Regions from separate parts of the Mus musculus genome. Here all the other regions are linked to region 2. A link is a loop called in an ENCODE intact Hi-C map of the cell type or tissue named here. Cell type or tissue: left cerebral cortex. All regions are shown on one strand.

Region 1 (8,000 bases), 250 kb before region 2:
CTTGAAGGCTGCAGGAATATCTCAGAAAGAAAATAATATCTGCTTCCAAAGCTGAGATCTAAAAACTGAACAGAGCCTGGGGAAACATCCAAACGATCTTATTACAAGTTTGTTCTGAGTGGAAGGAAAAAGAATGTAATCTGGGAGACCTCCTTCTCTGATTCAAACAGCAAACGTAGCACAGTTCTGAGACAAAGATTCCTAGCTGGGAGAGCCCTTTTCAGCTCAGGTGAGAAAGGGAGCCCCAAAGGTCCTTTTCCAGGACCGGCTAGAGCCAGGATTCCGTCCTTTGGCCACCTGCTGCGCTGCCTCCTAGCAGCACCCACAGAGGAGACTATCTTGACTGTCACCAGGCACCAAGCTCAAGGTATAACCCACGTAGGCGGTGCACCAGATAACATCAAAGCTTTGGGTAGGGGCCAGAAAAGCGGGGTAGGGGGGTGTGGGGGGGTGGGGGGGGCAGCGCAGGGAGGGAACCAAGCGCCTCCCCCAGCGTTTCCTCTCACGCCCACTTCCAACCTAGGAGGCTTTTGGTTTCTGCTTTTGTTTTTAAAATGAAAAGTTGAACCAGGAAGCTTGGGAGCAGACTTTTTTTTTTTTTTTTTTTTTTTTTTTTTTTTGCCTTGTAGTTCGGTAAGTTTTCCTCCCTCCGTTCTTTTGTCTGCTTGGCTTGGGAAGAGCCCGGGCGTAGGGGGGACAGTTGCTGGGAGCGAGCAGGGGAGGGTTTGTAGCCGGGTCGCCGGAGTGGGGGCCGGGGGGAGGGGACTCGTTGGTGGACGGGAAAACCCAGCTCGCAGGGTGAAGGGGAGGGACGAGCGGGCGGTGTGACCCGGGGCCAACAGGAGGAACCTCCGGGATCTCCGCGTGGCGGTGGCGCTGCTGGCCGCACCGGCCGGAGGGCCGGTGCCGTGGAGCCACGGGGCCGTGCCAAGGGGGAGCCCGAGCCAGGCAGCGCCGGGCAGATGCGTGGGAACCGGGGTTGGGGGACGCTCGGGTGCGGCCTCGGGTTGGACCGATGCTCTCCCCTAGATGCTCAGCGGGAGAGATAAGGTCAGAGTACCCACAGGACCCTACGTCTCCCAAGGGGCGCAACAAAGACTCTTACTTGGCCTGCTGGATGGAGAGAAAGAGGCCCCTTGGAATCTCTCTGCCTTCCCAGTCTAGAGCCATCATTGGGATCCCCATTGTTCAAGGATTTTTGACAGTTCAAGCTGAAGTTTACCAGTTACCGGGCTGGACGGGTTCACTCATCCAATTCCGTTTATTTGCTATTTGAGGATCTACTATTTACTGTGTCACAAAACAAACCGAAACCAACTACTTAACATTTAACATAGCTGCCTTTCCCTGCATTTTGGTATGGAAAAAAAAAAAAACGCATTTAGACAATTCAGAAAACTTACCAGGAAAGTGTTCTTATATTAACTATCTCAGAGAGAAGTTTTAATACTGGTTTGTTGCTCAAGAAAACACAGTAAAATGACAAATCAAAACCAGATATGCAGTTTTCTCAAACGCTCTTAGCATTGCTGTATCTTGGAGACATCCTGGGTTCATGGATACATTTCTGTTGTCTTCAGCAAATATTGAGTTAAAAATTTCTCTCTGGCACTTAACTTTTTTTTCTTCTCTTTCTGTTTCAAGTAACAAAAACTCGACTTCTGAAGACTTTTTGTTTTTAATCTTAACACATTATCTATGTCTGCATGTTTATCTTTTGGTTCAAACAGCTCGGCTGGGGGAGGGGAACTACATTATATGTTTTATGAATCCTACCCATTGGGTATTTCATTTAATAAAATAGAAGACATCTTACTGGAATATTAAAATGGTACTCTTTCATTGTAAGGCTGACATAGTATTACCCACCACCCGAGCTTTCTAGCTGCATAATCTTTGCTCCTATGACCAAATTTACTTTTTGGTAGGCATATTTTCTTCCTCTGCAAAACATTATTTTTGGCTCTAAGCTTGCCATTACCAAGTATTCCATTTTTAATAATTTCCATTCTGGGGCTTTGTGCTTTTCTTAGCTCCAGCAAGCTAGAGGTAGGACTTCCTCGGGGGATTTTAGGGGTCAACCGTTAGCAGGAACGACCTGGACATCTTTATGAAAGCCTAAGGGAGCAAAACAAGTTTGCACAGATGGTCAGCTGTTAGTGGGCGTATGATCGCTTAACAAAGAATATTTTTGTTTTGCGCCTTTTTTTTTTTAACACCTTATTCTTTCCAACTTTGAGGTGGCCCGTACAATCTTCTATCGGCTTTTTTTTTTTTTTGTGGATGCGTGTAATTTTTAAGTTCAAACTGCTAGTATTATGCCTACCCTTGAAAACCTGCTTCGTTCCCCAGAGTCAGCTCTCCTGATATTTCCAGAAGTTTCCAGTTCCCGTTCTCTAACGCTTTCTAGCAGCCGGGGTCAAACTCTGGTTTGTAATAAATTAGTCTGTCTTCCCTGTTCACTCCCCCAGAGTTCCAGAAGCCTGCTGGGTGGCTCCGCCCCGCACCCCCTCTTCGGCTTCCAAAGTTCCCTCGCGGGTTAGTCCCCAGCTGACAGGCAGCTAAGGAGGGGTTAACTGCGCTCGCCGCTGCTTAGGCTCTGGGAAGCACCGGCTCTCTCCGGAATAACCTTGGCTTTCCTCGGTCTTTTAATAGAACATCCGCCACCAAAAAAGTGGTTTCAGTTTAGGGCTTAATAACACGTCCCCTCTGACCCTCCAAGTCAACAACCCAGCCCCCTTTCATTCTCTCTCTCTTTTTTAAAAGTTATTTTTTAAAGTTAATGCGTTTCAAGTTTCACTATGATTTTCCCCTTCCCTCTACGCGGAGCAGAGGAAACCCCCTTGGGGTCCCCCCTCCCTCCAGGGTCCTCCTCCTCCTCCTCCTCCCTACCAGGGCCAGGGCGAGGGGCGGGGCTGGGAGACACCATGACGTCACCGGGCCGGCCCACAGCCTGCTCTAGAAAGTCAAAAGACGGTAAAGAGAATCCGGCCCCGCCCGGCCCCGCCCCTCCTCCCGGGCCAACCGCCCCCGACTGCGGCCCGGCCGGGCTTCCCCGGGCCGCGGAGCCCCGCCTCCGCTGCCGCCCCGCCCCGCCCCGCCCTTCGGGCCGCGCCTCCTCCTGCGTCCTGGGTCCCCGCGGCGGGGCCTGCGGCGGGCGGGCGGGCGGGCGGGGCGGCAGGGGGCCCCGGGCCGGCTTCACAGGAGCCCGCCCTCCCGCCGCAGCCCCCGCCCCGCCGCCCCCGGGGATCCCCTGCTGCCCCGCCCACGCGCGGGGGGAAGCCGCCGACCTTCGCCCTGGCCGCCCTCGCGCTGCCAGCCGTCCTCACGGACACCCGGGAGAGGTAAAGGCCGCTCTCCCGCCGGGTTCCACTCGGTCCCTCCCGCGCCCAGCTCGCGCCTCGGTGCCCGTCGGGAGGAGGCTCCGCTTGTGCTGATGTCCCGGTTGTCAAGTGCAGCGCAGTTCCCGACGGGTGCGGGGCCGGGCGCGGCGGTGGGGGCGCTGCACCCGGGAGAGCGCGGCGCGGGGGGCGGGGGCCGGGACCACCTCCCCCTGGCGGGCGGGCGCGCGGGTGTGCGTGTGAGTGAGTGTGTGCGCGTGTGCCGGCGCCGACCTTGCGGAGGGGATGCTGCGTGCGGGAGCCGCTTGCCACTTCGGCGGGTCCTGGCCGCACGGGCGGCGGGAGCTGCGGTCCTGCGAGCCCAGCAGGTACGGAGGGCCGGCCTCCTGGTCGCCGCGGCCGCTTCTCGCAGGAGGGCTCGGCGGGGCTGCGGGAGACCAGGCCGCGGCTTCCGCACCTCCCGGCTTTGTGGCTCGCTTTCCCTTTCGGTCTTTGCCCGGAGTGCCTGTTTACTCCGGGCCACCTGGGTAGTTTCCCTCCCCGTAGGGCGCGCGCCCGCCGCTGGTGGGTCGGGGCCGGTGGGTAGGGGCGCGGGGCGGCTTGGGCTCGCCGCGGGGTCGGGCTCCAGCCGGAGTTGCGGCTAGAGAGGGGAGGGGGCTGTGGCGAGGCTGGCGCGAGGAGGAGTCTCAAGGCTGCTGCTCTCGCCGACTCTGTCCTCCTCCTCCTCCTCCTCCTGCTCTCCGCATCCACTCTAGGCTCCTTCCGGAGCTGGCACTTCCATTCCCCCCTCCTTCTGGCATGCGAAGCGCTTTGTTCAGTGCAGCGTTGCAGAGGGGTTTTCCCAGGCTCCGCCCTCCACATTCATTCATGTTTTTTCTCCTTGTGACTGTCTTTACGCTTTTTTGATTGTGTCCTGTTTTTGCACCTTGTAGTATGTATTTCTTTCTCGAGAAAGAATGGTCGATCACTGGTCCTAGTCGCCACGGTGGTGCTGTCGTCTTTGAAAATAACCACTTCTCCACCGCGGATTTAAATGTGGGCTGGACAGCTAGGGACAGGGGGGCTGGAGGCTGCAAAACCGGGTCGCACAAAGCTGTTACAGGTTGGGAATTTGCATATTTTAACATTTAAGCTTGGGAGCTGTGGGAGGTCACGTGATCGGCTTACAATCCGAGTTCACGCTTTAAAAACTTCGTAATATCGTGACCGCTTAAAAGCTTTAGTTTTAATACGGAACGGAACACTTACAGCTTTATCTTTAAATTCTCTGTGCAGTCAAAACCTTTTTGGATGCTATAGCTGATGCCTCTGTGGTAGGGGGAGTTGAGGAGCTCTATCTTTCACCCATCATTGACCGTCCTGTTTCTTATTCTTCCCCTGGCGTTAGATTGGGGATAGTTTGTGTTATGCCGACTAATAGCCGTGTTAAGAGCCGTGTTGCTTACAGTCGCAAGCACGGTAATAGCCGCCTTTTCCTTATGCGTTTTAACTAAAGTGAAAACATACATCTAAAACCTTAGTCTGGGATACATGTTCTTTACCTTAGAGGCGTTCTTCCAGGGAATTAATATTTCAGCATTTTCATGTGGTAGGCAAAGCTTCTACATTGTGTAGCTTACTCCTCAGTCCTTAGCCCGTTTGGGGTGGATAATGTTTCCTGATTTTACAGCTTGGGAAATCTGATCTTCTTTTCTGAGAGCTTAAGTACCTTGAACAAGGCCACACAGAATGGGGTAAAGCCTGGCCTTGAACCTGGTCAGGTTTGATTCCAAAGTATGTCTTCATGATTTGCTGTGTCATTCATCCCTTTGGGAGGGGATTGTCCTTGGTAGGTAAATGTTATCTTCTCAGAGGAAATGGGCAAGGTGTCATGTGGGGCCACGTTCTGAGGAAGATTTCATAATCTCTCTCTAAACTTGTTTTTTTTTTGTTTTGTTTTGTTTTTTGTTTTGTTTTCTCTTTGTAAAATGGATGAATTGGAGTTGTTAATTTTTTTTTAATCTCTCCCAAAACTTTTTTCCCCTACCTCTGTAAAATGGCTGAGTTTGAGCAGTTGATTCGGTTGTTAGGATTAAATTAGGTGATAAGTAGAAACTCTACAGTAAACCCAATAAGTGTTCTCTTGTGTCGTGTACAGTAATAGATATGAGAGGTTTTAAACAAAAGCATCCTTAGTCTATTGTGTTTGCTTAGTGATTAAACTTGGTTTCACCCCATAGGGCCTGCTTAATGGGCTTTGCTTATCAGCACTGTTGCAGGAAGTTGAAGCTAAACTTTTAACTGATTATTGAGAAAGAATCTAGTGGAAGAGGAGAGAGGGAGGTTGCTGATTTGGACAGATGGGTGGTTAACTTTCAGGCACGTTCAACCTTTTGGCATTGCAACATAGGCTGGAGGACCTTGCAACAGAGTTACAAAAAAAAATCTCAAAAGAAATCTTGTAATGTTTTAAGTAAGTTTACTATTTTGTGTTAGGCAGCATTAGTAAAGGCAGCATGAGTAGAGATCTTCAGTCAGACTTAGTCCTTGGGCTGTAGGTTGGACATGCCTGTTGGGTCTTGGCATGATGCATTTCAGCTTGAAAAAGCAGAGTCAGGACAGACTAGGTTGTGCTGCAGTAACAAGTAATTCCCAAGCCTCAGATGCTTAAGTCAACAAAGGACTGCTTTTTGTTTAGGCAGCGTGATCATCTTGTGTCACTGGCAATGCAACTTTTTTAGTCACACATGCTGATTGGAACAGTGCCTGGCCTGTGCCAGAGGGGACAGAATGCTCTGGAATATCTTGCTTTGATAACTAAGTGCGCCAACATGGATTCGAGGCATGTCTGTGGTCTACTCAAAGGTCAACATGTAGCCGCTGATCACAGGCATGTGCAGTCCCGCCAAGGCATGTCAGCCATCACTGGGGAACAGCCACCATTGCAACTGTGCATGTTAACTGAGTCAACTGAAGTGACATGGCCAGGACATTGGGCTTCCCTTATAAATGACCATATGTATACAGCATAACTGTCACCTTACACTAACTTTCATTGTAACTAGCAGTGCTGTTCTAAAGTGAGCATTCTCATTCTCATCTAACTAATGTCTAGAGACTTTTTTTTCCACCTGTTTTCTCAACAAGGGGACCTAGAGAGTGGCCCGTCTTATGGCAAGATGACCTGGCTTATGTTTAGTTAAAAGCGAATGGTGCTTGCAGAGGTTACCTTCTATTGAGCTTAGGTCAGCACTGCTCTAAGCCCCTACCTTTTGAAGTGTCCTTCTCTTTTGACGGTGGTGAGATTTACTGCTTTTATCTTTTTCTTTGCAGCATGTGGATTAACTGATGGCCAACGAGTACATGGAGCCAGCCTTTTGTAACCTGCTCTTCCAACAGTTTCTAAGAAGAAAAGGGAGCTCTTAAATCTAAGAAAATGCCTCGCACGAAGCAGATTCATCCCAGAAATCTCAGAGGTAAGGCTCTGTGTTCAGTGAAGAAAGGCTTCCAGTGACCCCCATCATCAAGTGCATTGCTGGTACCAGGAATGCCTGTGGCCTCCTTAGGCACTGACCCTGCTTCATGGCCAGCACCATTATGCCTCATTCCTCTTTGTCTTGTATAGTAACTGTCCCTTACCTGCTGGATGAATTAATCCCTCAAGAATTACAGTTCTTTTGTGGTGACCTGCTAAAGGCTGATATTAATCATTTCTTAATAGGAACTAGGGAATCTGAAATGGATGGTTGATGTTTTCTGATAATTGATGTTATGTTCATTTGTTCAAAAAAAGAATTCCTCCCCGATCCTTTACGTGTCTCTGGGAGATTGAACCCTGGGCTTCAAGCATGCTAGTGAGATGTCGTGTCAGTGAGCTTTGCTACTGTATGCTGTTGGAGGTTTACTTCTGTACATTATATCAAGACAAAGAAGTGAAAGAAAGTTGGAACTCACATTTATATACTACTTTACTTGCAGAAGTTAGAACAAACTGACTTATTTTCAACAGAGAAATATCCTGTCAAACTTGTATATAAGGCTAGAGATCTCGCTTGGGGTTAGACTATGGGCTTAACTTGCTTATGGCTCTGGATTCCGTTCCCAGCACCAAGCAAAGCAAAACAAACAGGACATGTAACACATTTCATACGGCTGCAAGGTGAATGGTTTTCCATTAAAAGTAAAGGTATTTAATACTGGGAAACTAAGCATATTTTGCTATATCTGTTTAACGATTGTTATTGTTTTGAGGTGTTATATTCACTGTGAATAGCAGTTATCTTTTCTATTTGATTCCAGTATATAGGGATTTAGCAGTATTGAACTTGTGAGAGGTCTCAGTTGGTACAACGCTGGTTGTGCTACTAGGAGGACCCGAGTTAAGATGTCTAGAAGCCACGGAAGACCAGAAGCAGTAGTGTAGGTCTGCAGTCACAGTCTGTGGCAAAACAGGGTATGGAAACAGGAGCATGTCCAGAAAATTGTGGGCCAGATAGCCTGGTATGTCCAGACACTGAGAGCCTTTCTCAGACAAGGTAGCAGGTGTCCACATGTCCACACATGTGCTATGTCATGTGCACACCAGTATTCACACACATGCACACAAAGTTCGGGATATCTATGTAAAGACTGTAGCAGTGTGAAGCAAAAAATCTGCTATATCAAAAGATCTTAGGCAAA
Region 2 (8,000 bases):
AACAGTTGGGAGAGTGCTTGTATTTTGAAGCAAAGGGACCCGAGTTTGGGTTACTCGGCTTTCCTGTGGTGACTAGGCTTGGCGGTTCCTGCTTGTAGCCTTCGTTCTGTGGGCCAGAGACAGGTAGGTCCCGGGGATCTTGCTGGTCAGCCATCCTAGCCAAGGGGTGAGATTCGGCGGGTTCAGTAAGAAACCGTGGTCAATGATGAATAACGTGGAGAGTGATCAAGGAAGACACTAGATACCACCTCTAACCTCTACCTACGCACACGCACGCATGCACACACACACACACACACACACACACACGCGACACACATATAAACACACACTTCCTAAAATTATTCATGTAGAAGAAACAATTTTGCTTAACATCAAAATATTTTTTGAAAGTCTACCCATGGCACCCAAATCTGGCAAAGCAAAGGAACAAAGCAAACAAACAAACAAAAGTGTGAAAGAGATTTCCTGGTGACTGAGCTTCAGGATGCCAGGTCAGAAAGTCTGACACAACCTTTTAAACTAAATGTAAGACATACTTCATACTTTTTCTTTTTTTTTTTTAATGCATTGGATGAATTGATTCAGGCTATCTCATTTCCGGTGGGATAGTAACCATTATTTTCTTTGGATTAAAGGGAGAAAGAAACTTTGTCTCCCTCCTCACAGCTCCCGCGTGCATGCAGTGGGGCCTGGGCACAAGGACTGTAATGGACGGCATTTCATTGTATATAGCGTAGTCACCATCCTAGGCTTAAAGCAGGCTTAGTGTCTGCATAGCTTCGCCTTGCCCACAAACAAGCTAATTGCCACTCGTGTCCAGCAACCACACGGCAACTCTTCTCTTCCCTGAGCAAAATCTCACTCCAAATTTATTGGCTTGGCAAAGTTGCAAGTTTTGTTACGCAAAAGCTGAGAGAGACCAAAGTCGAGGAGTGCTAAAAACAGTACACTCTGCTACTGTGTAGTCTCTGTATTTGAGGCTCAGGGTGTTTTATTTATAGCTATCTATTAATATGCAGCCAAAGATACAGAAAAGAAAAACATAAAAACAACTTTATCAGGCAGTTTCCCCGCATTTCAAGGGTACATCTTAAGCAGGAACAGTAAGGCCAGCTGGGAGCTGTTGTGTGGCAGGGAAAAACCATTTTCCTTGCCACTGTTCAGGGTGATGGGCTGCAAAGAGCATTTCCCTGGGAACTGTTTTGAGAAGTGGGATGGACTCAGGGAAGGCACCTTCTATCCCCCATCCCCTGTAGTTATAAAACTTCCTTACATGTTTAGCCCTTTAGAGTCTTTAGCCTCTCTAATAGTAATACCTTAAGTGGAGGTGGGTAGGGCCATCCAGCTTGTCAAACTGGTTTGCTGCCCTCCTCTCTCCTCCCCCTGCTACTTGGCAAAAATTGTATCTGGTGAAGCTGCCCAAAGTAGCCTAGAGCTTCCTTCTCTGGGCTTGAATGAGGGTTCTTCCTTCCTTTCATGGGAAGACAAGGGAGTTAGGGGGCAGCTGTAAGGGACAGATGTGGAGAGATGGGCAGGAGGCAGAGCCTACATAAAAAAGGAGGCATAGGTGCCCATGCATGTACACAATACATATATACACAGAGGCCTAGAGAATTCAGGATAAAACATAAAAGGTAGGATTATACCTGGAAAGATGGGACCCTCCCAGGGCTAAGATCTTGTTTTTATTTGGGGTTTGCTATCACGGAGCTTTAGAAGAAGCTCAGAGTGGATGGCTGCCGAGGTTTGCATTTTACTTCTGAGTGTATGTTCAGAGTGGCACAGGTACACAAGAAGGGAGTGGGTAGTAGAAAAACACCTGGACAGTTCTCCTTTGCTTTCCTTCTCTCCCTGATGCTGTGGCCATCGCTATCTGCAGAGGTCCCTCAGCTGAAGGATGATGGCTCAGGCTAGACACTGGGGATGCCTTCCAGAACTGGGTTGGGCATTTCCGGGGTGGAGCTGAGGACAGGTTGGTCCTGACAGTTGCCAGTGTTTGGCCAAATTGGCCAGGAGGTCAGAAAGGGGTGTGGGGGGGAGGGGAGTACTTGTTTTCCCACTCACCTTTCTCTTGCTGGTGGGAAACTTGGGCTTTGGACCTTCCGGTGACATCAGCTCTCCTCTCCTCCAGGTCCCCTGAGGAGCTGGGGTGGGATGAGCTGGCTTCCTGTTGGGGCCCAGGTCTAGGGGCAGTTGTCACCTCCTGGCCCCCACCCTCAGGGGTTGGGCTGAGGTAAGCAAAGCAGAGGCAGAGGCTTACCAGTGGCCCTGGGCCTCGGGTGTGGGTGTGGGAGGGATGCTGGTTCCTGCTTCTTCAATGTCTCCAGCTCTTAGTCCAGAGTCTCCTAAGGGACAGAGTTCTTAGTGACCTAAAGCTGCTGCTGCTGCTGCTGCTGCTGCTGCTGTGTCTCCCCTACTGAGATTCCCAGAGAGGTCACTAGGCCTAAGCATGTCTCTGTCCACAGCGTGGGTATTGCTATCAAGTCTGCCTTTTGATTGTAGAGGTGAAGAAATAAATGGTTGCATGGACTGGATTGAGTCTATTTTGGCCTCTACTCCCAGGGAAAACTGAAGTCAAACAAGACGGGATGAAGAAGGGACCTTTGTGGTAGCATCCTAGGGAAACCACTCTGCGTGGATCCTGTGTGTTGTTTCCAGCTTATGGGCATTCCGGGAGCTTGTTGAAAAAAGCCAACGTGTTTTCTGTGTGTTTTGCTTTATTCATGAAGACATGTTGTCACTTGTGCCTTAATAACCCATGGACACCTGGGGGAGGGAGTCTTTCATGGTAAAATAGACAGGAAACTGTTTGGAAAATGTAAACACGTTATTAAAGGGTGAGGTATGATCTGATGCACATATTCAGCATCGGCAGTCCTTCCCTCCCCACACCCCCCTTGTAGCTTTCTAATCAAGCACAGACCGCAGGTTTGCCCGAGTAAAGAAGCAAAGTGATGTGGAGGAGACTCTGGAAAGTCGGGGAAGGGAATAATGGAATGCCCTGAAGCCACCTCTCTTTAGTATGTGAGGCGCCCCTTCTCTGCCTGGCCACAGCTTGTTACTAATCATTTAGAAGCCGAGGCTTTAGTTGTTTTATCTTATTAAAGCATAAGCCCCTGCAGCTCTCCATCTCCCCCTGGCGGTCGTCTCTGCCATTTCTCAAGATCCTTCGCGATAGCAGCAATTCCCAGGGAGAGGCTGGGCACAAGAAATATTGGAGGGCGAGTGTGTGTGTGTGTGTGTGTGTGTGTGTGTGTGTGTGTGTGTGTACGTGTACTTCTGATCGGCGATACTAGGGAGATAAGGATGTACCTGACAAAACCACATTGTTGTTGTTATCATTATTATTTAGTTTTCCTTCCTTGCTAACTCCTGACGGAATCTTTCTCACCTCAAATGCGAAGTACTTTAGTTTAGAAAAGACTTGGTGGAAGGGGTGGTGGTGGAAAAGTAGGGTGATCTTCCAAACTAATCTGGTTCCCCGCCCGCCCCAGTAGCTGGGATTCAAGAGCGAAGAGTGGGGATCGTCCCCTTGTTTGATCAGAAAGACATAAAAGGAAAATCAAGTGAACAATGATCAGCCCCACCTCCACCCCACCCCCCTGCGCGCGCACAATACAATCTATTTAATTGTACTTCATACTTTTCATTCCAATGGGGTGACTTTGCTTCTGGAGAAACTCTTGATTCTTGAACTCTGGGGCTGGCAGCTAGCAAAAGGGGAAGCGGGCTGCTGCTCTCTGCAGGTTCTGCAGCGGTCTCTGTCTAGTGGGTGTTTTCTTTTTCTTAGCCCTGCCCCTGGATTGTCAGACGGCGGGCGTCTGCCTCTGAAGTTAGCCGTGATTTCCTCTAGAGCCGGGTCTTATCTCTGGCTGCACGTTGCCTGTGGGTGACTAATCACACAATAACATTGTTTAGGGCTGGAATAAAGTCAGAGCTGTTTACCCCCACTCTATAGGGGTTCAATATAAAAAGGCGGCGGAGAACTGTCCGAGTCAGAAGCGTTCCTGCACCGGCGCTGAGAGCCTGACCCGGTCTGCTCCGCTGTCCTTGCGCGCTGCCTCCCGGCTGCCCGCGACGCTTTCGCCCCAGTGGAAGGGCCACTTGCTGAGGACCGCGCTGAGATCTAAAAAAAAAACAAAAAACAAAAAACAAAAAAACCCAGAGGCGATCAGAGCGACCAGACACCGTCCTCTTCGTTTTGCATTGAGTTCCATTTGCAACCGAGTTTTCTTTTTTTCCTTTTTCCCCACTCTTCTGACCCCTTTGCAGAATGGATTATTTTCCCGTGATCTTCTCTCTGCTGTTCGTGACTTTCCAAGGAGCTCCAGAAACAGGTAGGCGCCACTTGCGAATCTTTCTACTTCAGCGCAGCGCAGTTATCGCTTCTGTTTTCCACTTTTCTTTCTTTCTTTTCTTTCATTCTTTCCTTTTTATTTATTTTTTTAATTACTGAAGCTCCAGCAGCAAGTGCCTTACAATTAATTAACTTCTGTGTGAAGCGAAAGAAATAAAACCCCTGTTTGAATACAACTGACTACAACCGAGTATCGCATAGCTTCAAAATAACGTTGTAGCAGTACAGCTGAAGCAAAAATCTATTTTGAAATAAGTGTGTTTAGGGTTGCACGGTTCATTTAGGGGCTTATTCAAACGTTGTCTTGATAGTGCGCTAATGTGTAAAATATTGAAACACTCCAACTTAAAGCCAAGGAATTTTATTCGGGTCATGCAGGCACACCGTGAGCAGGGAAATCACCTGCCGATCAACCATGCGCTGAATAACCCCGCAGGCGGTTTCAGGGCGAAGCACATGCTTTCTTTAAAATTTGTCACTATTGACTTAAGGTTTCATTTGGCAGGTTTTTGGCATCTTCAAACACTGTGAGCTCTATTGCAGTTGTATTCACCTGTCCTGGGAGGGGAGCCGGGATCATTCCTGCCTGATTAAGGAATTAGACAGTACGGGCCACAGCTGGTTCTTTTCTCCTCCCATCCTGTTTTTTGAGGGTCAGTGCCCTCTTTTTGTCTTTTCATGACCCTAAGCAAAGAGAAAGGATGTCAAAAGGGTGAAAGCCCTGGAATGTGTCTGATCGTTTGGAATGAACAAAATCGAGCAGATAAACTGCGCGGCGATGCTGTGTTGGGCCAGAGGGAGGTGTCAAGTCCCACAGCAAGCTGTGCTGCCCAAAGATTCTGAATTCTGAACCCACGGGGTACTTTCCCTGGGTTCCCTGAGCAGCTGTACCTTCTCTTCCGTCAGTGGCAACTTGTCTCCCACCTGAAGTGAATATTGTAAAGTTAGTTTCTTTTCGGTGTCCAGGCATTTTCTGAAAGTTTTTGCTTTCTGTCTATTATAAAAAGGCACCCATATGCCACCTAGACTGGTCTGTGCCCCTACACACGCTGGAATGGGGTGGAAACCCCTAAAGAGTTTATCCTGAGTAGGGAACATGTCTCCATAGCCAGGAATAGGCAGTCTATATTATTTGCTGGTGGCCACCTGTCAGTTTAATCTATGGGAGTTGTGCCATTCTATGTCTCAGGTATGGACTCCCTCAAAATTCCACCAGACAGTATCTACTTCAAAGCGGCTTCAGAAGGCTGGGGAGTCCTTTCCTCTCTCTCTCTCTCTCTCTCTCTCTCTCTCTCTCTCTCTCTCTCTCTCTCTCTCTGTGTGTGTGTGTGTGTGTGTGTGTGTGTGATCTCCCTGCAGGTGGATAAGCCAGCCAGGGTAAGGGTGAAGTCCTGTTAGGCACGGAGAACAAAGGAAGCTCTTTTCTTTCTGTTTGTGTTTCTGGCTAAAGGCAGTTTTATGCCTTGTCTGCTTCTATTTGCGCTGCTAGATCTGACCTGAATACTAGGGTGCAGGTGCTTGCTCTGGACGCCTGAAGAAAGATATTACTACCAATCTGACCCTCTCTTCTCTTCACAGCTGTCTTGGGAGCCGAACTCAGCACCGGAGCTGAGAATGGAGTGCAGAGCCCCCCTCCCAGCACACCCTGGAGACCCCGCAGGTCCAAGCGCTGTTCCTGTTCTTCCTTGATGGACAAGGAGTGTGTCTACTTCTGCCACCTGGACATCATCTGGGTCAACACTCCCGAGTGAGTCTCTAGAGGGCATTGTAACCCTAGCCATCTCTTACTACTGGGGCTTTCTGGAGCCTGGAGAGCCCAGGCTGGAGTTTCTGTTCTGGGAAGCTTCTGTCTTTAGCGTTTCTGAAGACAAAAAACCGTGGCTCCCAAGGGAAACCCTGCTGACTGAGACAGGTCAGCTTAGTGGTAGCAATCTTGGAGAGTGTCTTCTGAGAGGCTGGGGGTAAGGGAGAGTCAGGCTGCTTCCTGTGGGACAGATCAGATTGGCTGAGGACAAGCAGGACGGGGCTATGCATTTAAAGACAAGAAAGGGATAGACTAACTTAGCAGGAGGCTCTGGACATGGGACCTAATAGCCCAGGTCCTATGTAGAGTAGTCTACCTGTACTTCTCAGAGAGGCACAATACCATCTATTCCAGAGGGATAGCCTAGAGTCGGGTACTTCTTGCATCTCTCCTTCGTCTTTAGAAAACTGTATTTCAAGGCAGAGATCAGAACAGTACCCATGGGTTTCTCTTGTACCTTCCAAGGGAACCGAGGCTGTTTTACCCTCAGCCCCCAACCCTAGTCCACTCATCAGGAGCAATCATCAGAGAGAACAAACACATTTAGTCTGTCTACAATGGCTGGCCACGTTCCAAAACAAACCAGACCCAAACCACCGCGGACCTAATCCTTAGTAGTGTTTCTACCAAGGGGAGGACTGCGTTCCTTGTTGTGAGAATTGAAATGGATTCCTTGCAATTTATCGGAGAGCATTTTGACACTGAGTCCTTCACAGCCATTCAATTTTACCAAACTTTAGGAGCAGTGCACCAATATGCCAGGCTCCACCCTGCAGTCTGTCTAGAAATCTTAAGTTTTGGTGTGGCTGTAGTCCTTCTGTTTTCTGGCCCCACAACCACCAGAAAACAGACAAGAAAAGAAAGAAAATACAAAGCAGAAGCCCAAACAGAGGTTGTAATTTGGAACAAAGCTCTCTAGAAGAAATGGGATATCATTGTTAAGTATTGAAATGGAATGTCATTGAATCAGAAAAAAAAAAGTTCGTGTTTTCCCATTTGGGGACATACACTGAGGACCATTGATGGGCAGACATGCCAAATGGCTTCCATTATCTTTGCTATCATGCACTGTCCAAATGCTCTCTGAATTGTATGCCCAAAGAATGAGTCGTCTGAAAGATTATTAATTAAGCTAATATCTTCCTTCTCTCTTTCCATAATAGGCGCGTCGTACCGTATGGACTGGGAGGTTCTTCCAGGTCCAAGCGTTCCTTGAAAGACTTACTTCCCAATAAGGCCACAGACCAGGCAGTTAGATGTCAGTGCGCTCACCAAAAAGACAAGAAGTGCTGGAATTTCTGCCAAGCAGGAAAAGAACTCAGGTGAGTGGAGGCCCCTTTGACTTGTCCGGCCTGCTGGCCTTCTCCCTGTGAGACTGTTTTTCACTTAAGAGAAAGGAGCAGAGACATGAAGAGGCAAGGTGAATCTCAACATACCACCACTAAAATGGTTTTGCTCCTCTGTCTTCACAGGGCCCAAAGTACCATGCAGAAAAGCTTAAAAGACTCCAAGAAAGGAAAACCCTGTTCCAAGTTGGGAAAGAAGTGTATCTATCAGCAGCTGGTGGAAGGAAGGAAACTACGAAGGTAAGAGGCTCATAAGGACTCCTACCCCTGGACGCCAGTGCTAATGGCTCCCCAGTCCTTTCTAGTGGGAGAAAGGCTTGAGTCCAGTAATAGAGTCGTCATGGTCTGTGGACTTAAAAGAGCAAAGGGCTCCTTGGATACTGGCGCCTTGAGTGCAGACACCTGCCCACTGTGTCTTAGCACACACTGTTCAGTCTATAGGTAGAGCTTCTACACTAAGGGGCAGCTTTAACATTTGAGCATATCCAGT
Region 3 (8,000 bases), 100 kb after region 2:
GAAGCAGAGTCCCACAGAGGTTAGGTATTGAGACAGTAAGTATCTGAGGACTAGGCAAAGAAAACACTGAGAGAGGGAAAAAAGCCAAATGAAGTTATCTATACATAGGTGGCCAATGTGTTCCTTGATGTGAACTTTAGCTTGCAAAAGAAGGATCCATAAGTTCAGCACTGGCCAGCCTGAAACAGCAAATGTGGGCAAAGGAATTGAACTTAGCACATCCTTCCACGCAGAGAACTTCAGCAGAAGTGTGGAAATGATAGCCTTTCATGGACCTCGCCTGTAGGCACGTTCCTCTCGTTCACACCTCTAAGCTGCCAGTCATGAAACGTTCAGAGTCTTCTATGGGAGCTGTTCTCTAACTACAGGGCACCCACTGGCTGTCCAAGGTAAGTGTGGCTGAAGAGATCAGCAGGCCATGGGGGGAGGGACAGATGATGCTCTTCAGCAAAGCAAAGCTCTCGATCCAACCTCTCAGGCTAGATGTCTTCAAGTTTACATTAAACCCAAGGTGAATTCCTCCTGAGAACTAACATTCCTGTTGTGGCACAAACATTAGAAGAGTCTGGTCACACACTATTGAAATACCATGTATCTTTATAATCTTTACTTAAGACTTTATAAGCCATAATTCTCCACTTTGCCAAGAAATTAAGTGGTTATCTGTTGATTCTTGCCACTTTCATAAAAGGGAATAACATGGTGATAAATTTCTGTGTGGTCTTTGTTCATTTTAACACTCATTAAAAAGCAAGAGCCTTAGTTTTGGTGTATGCTTTAGTGAGATGAAAAATGATATCAAGGTTAAGGAGTATGATAACTTACTCTGGTTTAGTTTCATTTTGTTTTTAAAAAATGCCTGAAAAATGCTTGCCTCATGATAGAGCCCACAGAAAATGCCAATAATTGTCACTGTGGAGGCTACCAGTTGCCAGTCCATGGAGATAATAACCCTTTCATGTAAATCGAGTGTAGATGCATGTCTATACAAAAATTAAGATGCAAACATTGAATTATTATATAAAACCCAAAACAAAAATAACAAACTTCTCTCTACTCTAACCATTAAATATAACTCACAAAAAAACCTTATCAATTATTTCACCATAAGAGAGATTCCTATACAATTACAGGCATTTTCCTTTACAGTGTGTGGCTTAGTTCTTGTTTGTGAGTGGAAAGGCATGAAGCCTTTCTGTATTAAGCCTTCCATGTTCCTCTTTGTGACAGAGATAGATGGTGAGCCTTCTACAAATGAACTTTGTGGTCAGCAGAGCATACTAGGAGAACAGGAAGACAAATTGCTTGTGGGGTCGCCCTACATCAACCCATTGTAAGATCATGGGAGTCTCCAAGGTGAGGAGGAAGGTGATGGGTCTGAACTGAAGGAAGCCCTGTTATTTCTCTTGCTACAGGAGTTTAGCATGCAGGACATATCACAGGAATCTGCTGGTTCCTGCCTTTCATGCTGTATATTACCTAGAGTTCTCAGACAGAGAATAAAGACACTGGTAGCATGAAGAACGGCTCAACTCTGGGGCCATCCCCAGCCAATTCATCTCACTTCCAACTGTCCACTGGTCTTTCAGGGTTGAAACTCTACCCAGACAATTGGTCCTCAGACAGCCTGAACTGGGGGCATTTCCTCCATTCCTTGTGTCTTTACAGGGATCCTGACCCAGAAATCCACCTCAATAGGTATGAGGTTAAGAAAACACAAACAAATGTGAGAAAAAAAACCCTGGAAGATAAAAAAAAATGTTTGAACCCTAGGGAACTTAGAAAGGGTGTTTGTAGCACAATTCGGATGTAGACAAGCCAGCTCTGTTCTTGCTGATAAGTGGCTTTGAGAAAAACAAATGAATTCATATCTGATAAACCAGCACATTGATAATACCAAATTCCACTCTGCGTTCTAAAGGGCTTCTAAAAGTCTTTCATCCTGGAGGAGGGACAGACTGGTCCCACTGTAAGGAGGCTACAGGAGGTAATACTTAGTAGATGCTGCACTATGGAATATTTTTAGGTTTAATCAGTTTCACAGGAACTTTATCCAATTCCTTCCTCCTGAAAAATTAAGACATGTCTTTATGTCCCCAAGCTGGTGATTAGAATAGCAGCTGATTGAAGTCTGCTTTGAATATCCACATTCCAATCAGAAGTAAGAAAAGAGTGAATGAGTCCAGGAGAGCTTTCATAGTTTTTCAGTGTTTTTAAGGGGATAGTTCAGCAACTGTCCCTCCTAAGTGGTACTTCCCATTACATACATATGTATATTGTTACATACACATACACATATACACACGCCACACACACACACAACCACACACACACACCAGCTGGTCTTCTGGTAATCACCTTCAGTTACTTAGCAATAGAGTACCAGGTGATGAAAAATGGAGCAAATAGAGACCAGGGTGGGGTGCTGAGTGGTATAGTCCTCCAGCTTCTGGAGAAAGCCCCTATGATCACTCCACCTAGATTTAGCTATCCCATACATACTTTTCTCTTGAAACATAAATACCCCAATGATCTAGAAGCCATGAGAAGGGCTTATCTAAATAGGAAGGGAAGCCAGCAGGGGAATCTCTGATACTTTTGTGGGAACATAAAGTTTTGCTTATATTGAAGACCTTAGACAATGTATAAGAAAAAAGATAAGTGAACATTCTGTGTGCATTCTCACGTGCATGTGTGCACTGCACATGTGTACATGTATGCATTCATCTGTGGGTCAGAGAACAGCATAAGGTATTATTCTTCATGTTTCTTCCTTTTTTATTTTTTTGCTCGAGACAGGGTCTCTTCTATTGGCTTAGAACTTTGCTACGTATGTTAGGTTAACTATCCATGCAAAGCTTTACCAACGGAGCCACCCCCCAACCCTGAAATTCTGATTTTCCTTTTTAAAGTACACCTAGCACAATAATGACAAGCTTAAATATTTATTTATTCATTTACTGTAAAGAGCAGCCAAAGTGAAGTGCTCTAGCAGCATATCGTAGAGCATCATGGAAAATTAAGCAGATTTCCTTTGCCCTGCATTCAGTTCACCCTCACTGAAAGTCTGACAGGTAAATGCTGTTTCACAGCAATTGGTGAACAGTTCTTAGAGTCAGTCCCTCCAGAGACTTGTCTGCTGTCAGTCAAGATAAACAGACTAAAGGCTGGATTCATTCTCCAGCTCTGCTCGACTGAATGCAAATTAATGAGTCTTTGTGGAAGTGGCTGAGGTTTTCTTTTTTCTCACCCAGTGCAGGCCACCCCTTGATTCCCTCTTGCTGCTCTCTGTTGCTAGCTCAGGAAGTTCTTGTCATCCCAGGGATCATCCACACTGGGACATGAATGTTGCCTTTTTTAATAGCTCCTTCTCTTAGGACTGTGGGAACAAGTGCTTTCCTGAGCCTCAGATTCCTTTCCTTTTAAACAATAAATGCAGATGGGTGGGCTTCCATAGAGCTCCACTCCAGTCAACCCCTGTACCCTTGAGATGTACCCTTTGCTTCATTTCTGAGAAATAAGTGTTTGAACTCAATAGTTCATTTGCATCATTAGAGGGCAGACTTCCCTTGAAAGAAGGATAAAGGAGAGGTTTGAGAAACTGAAATGTTTGATAAGAACCAGTGGATTCTGTTGGAGATGGGTGAGCTCTAAGGAGTGGAAGGAGAAGAGAAGAGTGGTGAAGAGGATGCAGGAAATTCTCACCAGCCCCAAGCAATGGTCCTCTGTCAATCAAATCCATCTGTCAATCAAACCCATCAGCCATAGAAGAGGACACAGAACTAGAGATACCATTAGAGCTCATAGGATCGTCATATTGAATTATGTGGTAGTTTGGTAGGAATGATCCCCATAGATCCATGTGTTTGTTTTGCCATTGGGAATGGCACTATTAGGATGTGTGGCCTTGTTGGAGTAAGTGTAGTCTTATTGGAGGGAGTGTGTCACTGGGCAGACATGCTTTAAGGTCATATATACTCAAGTTATGCCCAATGTAACACCCAGTCTCTTTCTGCTGCCTGTGGATCAAGATGTAGAACTCTCAGATTCTCCATCATCATGTCTGCCTGCATGCTGCCACGAGTTTTGTGTATAAGGGCTGTTGTCGTCATGGGTCTCCTTACAGCAATGAAACCCTAAGATAAATTGTAAGTAGCATTATAAAGTAGAACAGAACCAGGAGACAGGGCTAGACTATAAGCCTCAAGACACATCTCTACTTAGGGACCTACTTTCTCCATCTAGACCCCTCTTCTCAAAGGTTCCACAATTTCAAAAAATATCACCACCAGCTGAAGACCAACTATTTAAACTCAACTGGAGAAATGTAACAAACTGAACATTGGCTTTGAAGTCAGGTAGACCAGTAGTCAGTTTCCAACCACACCATTCCCTATTCTTTCTGAGCCGTTACTCCATCTTTAAAAGTAAGATAAGTGCCTTCAACGCAGTCATCTTAACAGCTAAGCCAACCAGTAGTATAAAGTGTTTAGCTCAGTCTCTGTAACACAAGACTCTATCAATCAATAGATGGTAAGTATTATGGTGGGAAAGAGAATTAAACTGTTTTCTATTCTCACTAACCTGAAAACCCTCCGTGTAGAACCAGCCACTTGTCAGCTGCTGATACCCAGCAGACATTATCTCTGAATAAGTTGCAACTTTATCCTCAGCTACTCAGGAGAGACTGCCATTCTGTGAGGAGAATAATAAATTACCACAGAAAGCAAACAAGAAAATTTGTTCACCTCCAAAAGCTGCCTCTTCAATCTGGCGAGGAGACTGGATCATTTCTGGGCTGTTCTCCAGATGGAAAACTGAGGAACATGGTGTTTCTACTCAGGATGAGTAAGTGAGCTGCTGACTTGGACACAGTCCCTGCCCCAGACCTAGTTCTGCTTCTCACATTGTTTTGGGTCACAGTCCTGAAGGCTGGTATAAACTGTCCTATTTTCTTGCAGTAGCTTTCTGTCTCTTGTCAGGGGAAGAACACGCAGGTTGTGCCATTGCTTGTAAGATGCACAGTTGTTATTTGTGAATAGCAGCAACTGGAGGTGATAAAATTTATGTGACCTTGATGAATATGGAATGTCCTTCTTGAAGGTCAAACTGAGCCATTTCTCACGGTCAAGACATTTCAGGGAACTTAGACTTGGGACTTTGCAGGGATTGAGGCCAATGTCCCTGAATATAATGTGCTACTGGATATGTTGTTTGATTTTCTAAAACAGATGGTGTGTCATGCAATCTTTTAATGAAAGTCAGATACTGGAGCTGTGGAGCTGGCTCAGCTGAGAGACTCAGAAGCATAAGTATCACAATTCTGATTCCCAGAACCAATGTTAATATGTTAAAAAGTTGGACACAGTGGTGTAGAGACATGGAGATCCCTGAACTGCAATGGCCAGCAAATCTAATTGAGCTTCAGGCTCACAGTTTCAAGGTGGAAGGTGAATGAGGCAGGCTACTGGACATCAACTTCTGGTCTCCTCATACATATGCATCTGCACACACGTGCACATGCACATACACTAACAAGTATACACACCAGAGAGACAGAGAGACAGAGAGACAGAGAGACAGAGAGACAGAGAGAGACAGAGAGAGACAGAGAAACAGAGACAGTGACACAGAGGAGACAAAGATCATGTAGATATAAGATAAGTCCTTCATTTTCTCAGTGGGAAAACAGTCCAGGCTATTAAATCATCTGCCTCCTTCTGTCACACGGCTAGTACATGGCTTAGGACTTGAACTAAGATATTCAGTATCCAAGTTAGGACAAGTCCAACTGAATTTTTAAAAAGTCCCATTAATGAATATGAGGTAAGGGCAGTCCTTAACAGTTCAAAGCCATGGCAGGACTGTTGACAGTCCCCTTTACAAAGCAGACACGTACTCGCTGAGCTTGTCCACACGGCGGACTAGACAGCAGAGAGAGGAAGCTGTGCTGGCTTTCCTGTGACATCCTATATTCGTTCTTCTGAGGCAAAGAAAGGACAGCTTTCTGAAGAACACTGGACTGTATGTTTCTAAGGTGCTGCAAGTGTTCATGATCTTCAACCCAATGAGCTCTCTCCAAGAACTTAGTAATACAACAAAAATCTCAACAAAGGGAAAGATTTATTTGCCAGATGACATGACATTGTTTTTTTTATTTTTTTTAAATAACAACAGGGTTCTGTGCCCAAGAGAATTGTTTAAATAAGTTCTGATATATTTATACCATGGTTTATTTTATTTTGCAGCCATATAAATGATGTTGTAAGAAAATAATGTCCTATAACCTGGGGACGTGCTCTTGATAGAGTGCTAAGAAAAAGCACCTCACACAATGAGGCTAATTTTGTACCAAGGATCTATACTTATACCTACATGTATTTTAAAAATACAGCTATACCACTCTTGGGCATATATCCAGAAGATGTTCCAGCATGTAATAAGGACACATGCTCCACTATGTTCATAGCAGCCATATTTATAATAGCCAGAAGTTGGAAACAACCCAGATGTCTCTCAACAGAGGGATGGGTACAGAAAGTATAGTACATTTACACAATGGAATACTACTCAGCTATTAAAAACAATGACTTCATGAAATTCACAGGCAAATGGATGGAACTTGAAAATATTACCCTGAGTGAGGTAACCCAATCACAAAAGAACACACATGGTATGTACTCACTGAAAAGTCGATATTAGCCCAAAAGTTAGGAATATCCAAGATTCAACTCACAGACCATATAAAGCCCAAAAGGAAGGAAGATCAAAATGTGGATGCTTCAGTGCTTCTTAGAAGGGTGAATAAAATACTCACAGAAGTAAACATAGAGACAACGTGTGGAACCGAGATTAAAGGAAAGGCCATCCAGAGACTGCACCACCTGGGGATCCATCCCATATACAGCCACCAAACCCAGATGCTATTGTGGATGCCAGAAAGTGCTTGCTGATAGAAGCCTAATATGGCTGTCTCCTGAGAGGTTCTGCCAGAGTATGACAAATACAGAGGAGGATGCTCCCAGCCAACCATTGGACTGAGTTCAAGGGTCCCTGATGGAGGAGTTGAAGAAGGGACTGAAGGAGCTGGGAGGGTTTGCAGCCCCAATGGAGCGAGCAACAGTGTAAACAGGCCATACCTCCACCCAGGAACTCCTGGGAAATGGACCACCAACCAAAGAATACACATAGAGGGACTCATGGCTCCAGTCATATATGTGACAGAAGATGACCTTGTTGGATATCAGTGGGAGGAGAGACCTTTGGGCCTGAGGATGTTCGATCCCCCAGTGAAGGGGAATGCCAGTGAGGGAAGACAGGAGTGGGTGAGTGGGTGAGGGAGCACTCTCATAGAGGCAGGGAGAGTGGGGACAGGTTAGGGAGTTTGTGAAGGGGAGACCTGGAAAGGGGAAACATTTGAAATGTAAATGAAAATATCCAATAAAAACATACAAAACCTCTTGTATTCTGAGTGAGTTATAAGCTGACTTGCCATTTTTTTCCCTTAGGGTTTTGCTAGATTTTGAGTACAGACAGATATTACTTATAGCTTTATTTTGAGATAGGGTCTTACTATGCAGCCATGGCCATCCTAGAACTTGCTATGTGGACCCGGCTGTCCCCCAAAGTCAGAGAGGTCTGCTTGTCTCTGCCTCTAGAGTACTGGGATTAAAAGTATGGGTCATCATGCCAGCTATTTAAAAATTTTATTTAAATATATCTTGTGTGTGTGTGTGTGTGCACTTCCATGTGTGTGGGTGACAGTAGAGTCTAGAAGAAGTGTCAAGTCTCTTGTAGTGGAGCCACTCTAGTACAGTAGTTACACTCAGTTATGGACCATCTAAAGTGACTACTGAAAACAAGAAACCCTGTTCTTCTGCAAGAGCAGCATCTATTCTCAAACTCTGAGCCTCTTTCCATCCCCAAGACATTATTTTTTATAAAGAAACTGAAAACACCATTCTAAGTCTAATTTTCCCTTTAGTGTGACTGGGTACTTG

The links. Peaks named below come from ENCODE experiments on the same cell type or tissue, not always from the same donor. Only the 100,000 strongest peaks of a DNase experiment are listed, where the experiment ranks them.
Region 1: a loop joins it to region 2, with 6 times the contacts of the local background. A loop is called at or near these places in 6 of 42 quality-filtered maps.
Region 3: a loop joins it to region 2, with 2.0 times the contacts of the local background. A loop is called at or near these places in 2 of 42 quality-filtered maps.

The regions. Positions count from the first base shown.
Region 1 is chr13:42,048,747-42,056,746 of GRCm38, forward strand. It overlaps Hivep1 (human immunodeficiency virus type I enhancer binding protein 1), which reads left to right and starts at 3,275. Exons shown (of 9, transcript NM_007772.2): 1 at 3,275-3,344; 2 at 6,654-6,796. The coding sequence starts at 6,757. Gm28707 (a long non-coding RNA gene) reads left to right here. Exons shown (of 2, transcript XR_001780922.2): 1 at 1-367; 2 at 1,030-1,821. In left cerebral cortex, a CTCF peak has its summit at 3,557 (motif pointing left); DNase peaks (open chromatin) are centred at 163, 871, 1,777, 2,155 and 5 more places; H3K4me3 peaks cover 4,819 bases; H3K27ac peaks cover 4,356 bases.
Region 2 is chr13:42,297,619-42,305,618 of GRCm38, forward strand. Edn1 (endothelin 1) reads left to right here and starts at 3,858. Exons shown (of 5, transcript NM_010104.4): 1 at 3,858-4,340; 2 at 5,939-6,107; 3 at 7,328-7,486; 4 at 7,637-7,750. The coding sequence starts at 4,277. In left cerebral cortex, CTCF peaks have their summits at 3,132 (motif pointing left), 5,152 and 6,115; DNase peaks (open chromatin) are centred at 921, 3,142, 3,821, 4,605 and 3 more places; H3K4me3 peaks cover 2,935 bases; H3K27ac peaks cover 228 bases.
Region 3 is chr13:42,398,570-42,406,569 of GRCm38, forward strand. It overlaps Gm32833 (a long non-coding RNA gene), which reads right to left and starts at 4,820. Exons shown (of 3, transcript XR_382264.1): 1 at 4,749-4,820. In left cerebral cortex, no CTCF peak of the experiment used is centred here; DNase peaks (open chromatin) are centred at 4,830 and 5,203; H3K27ac peaks cover 1,478 bases.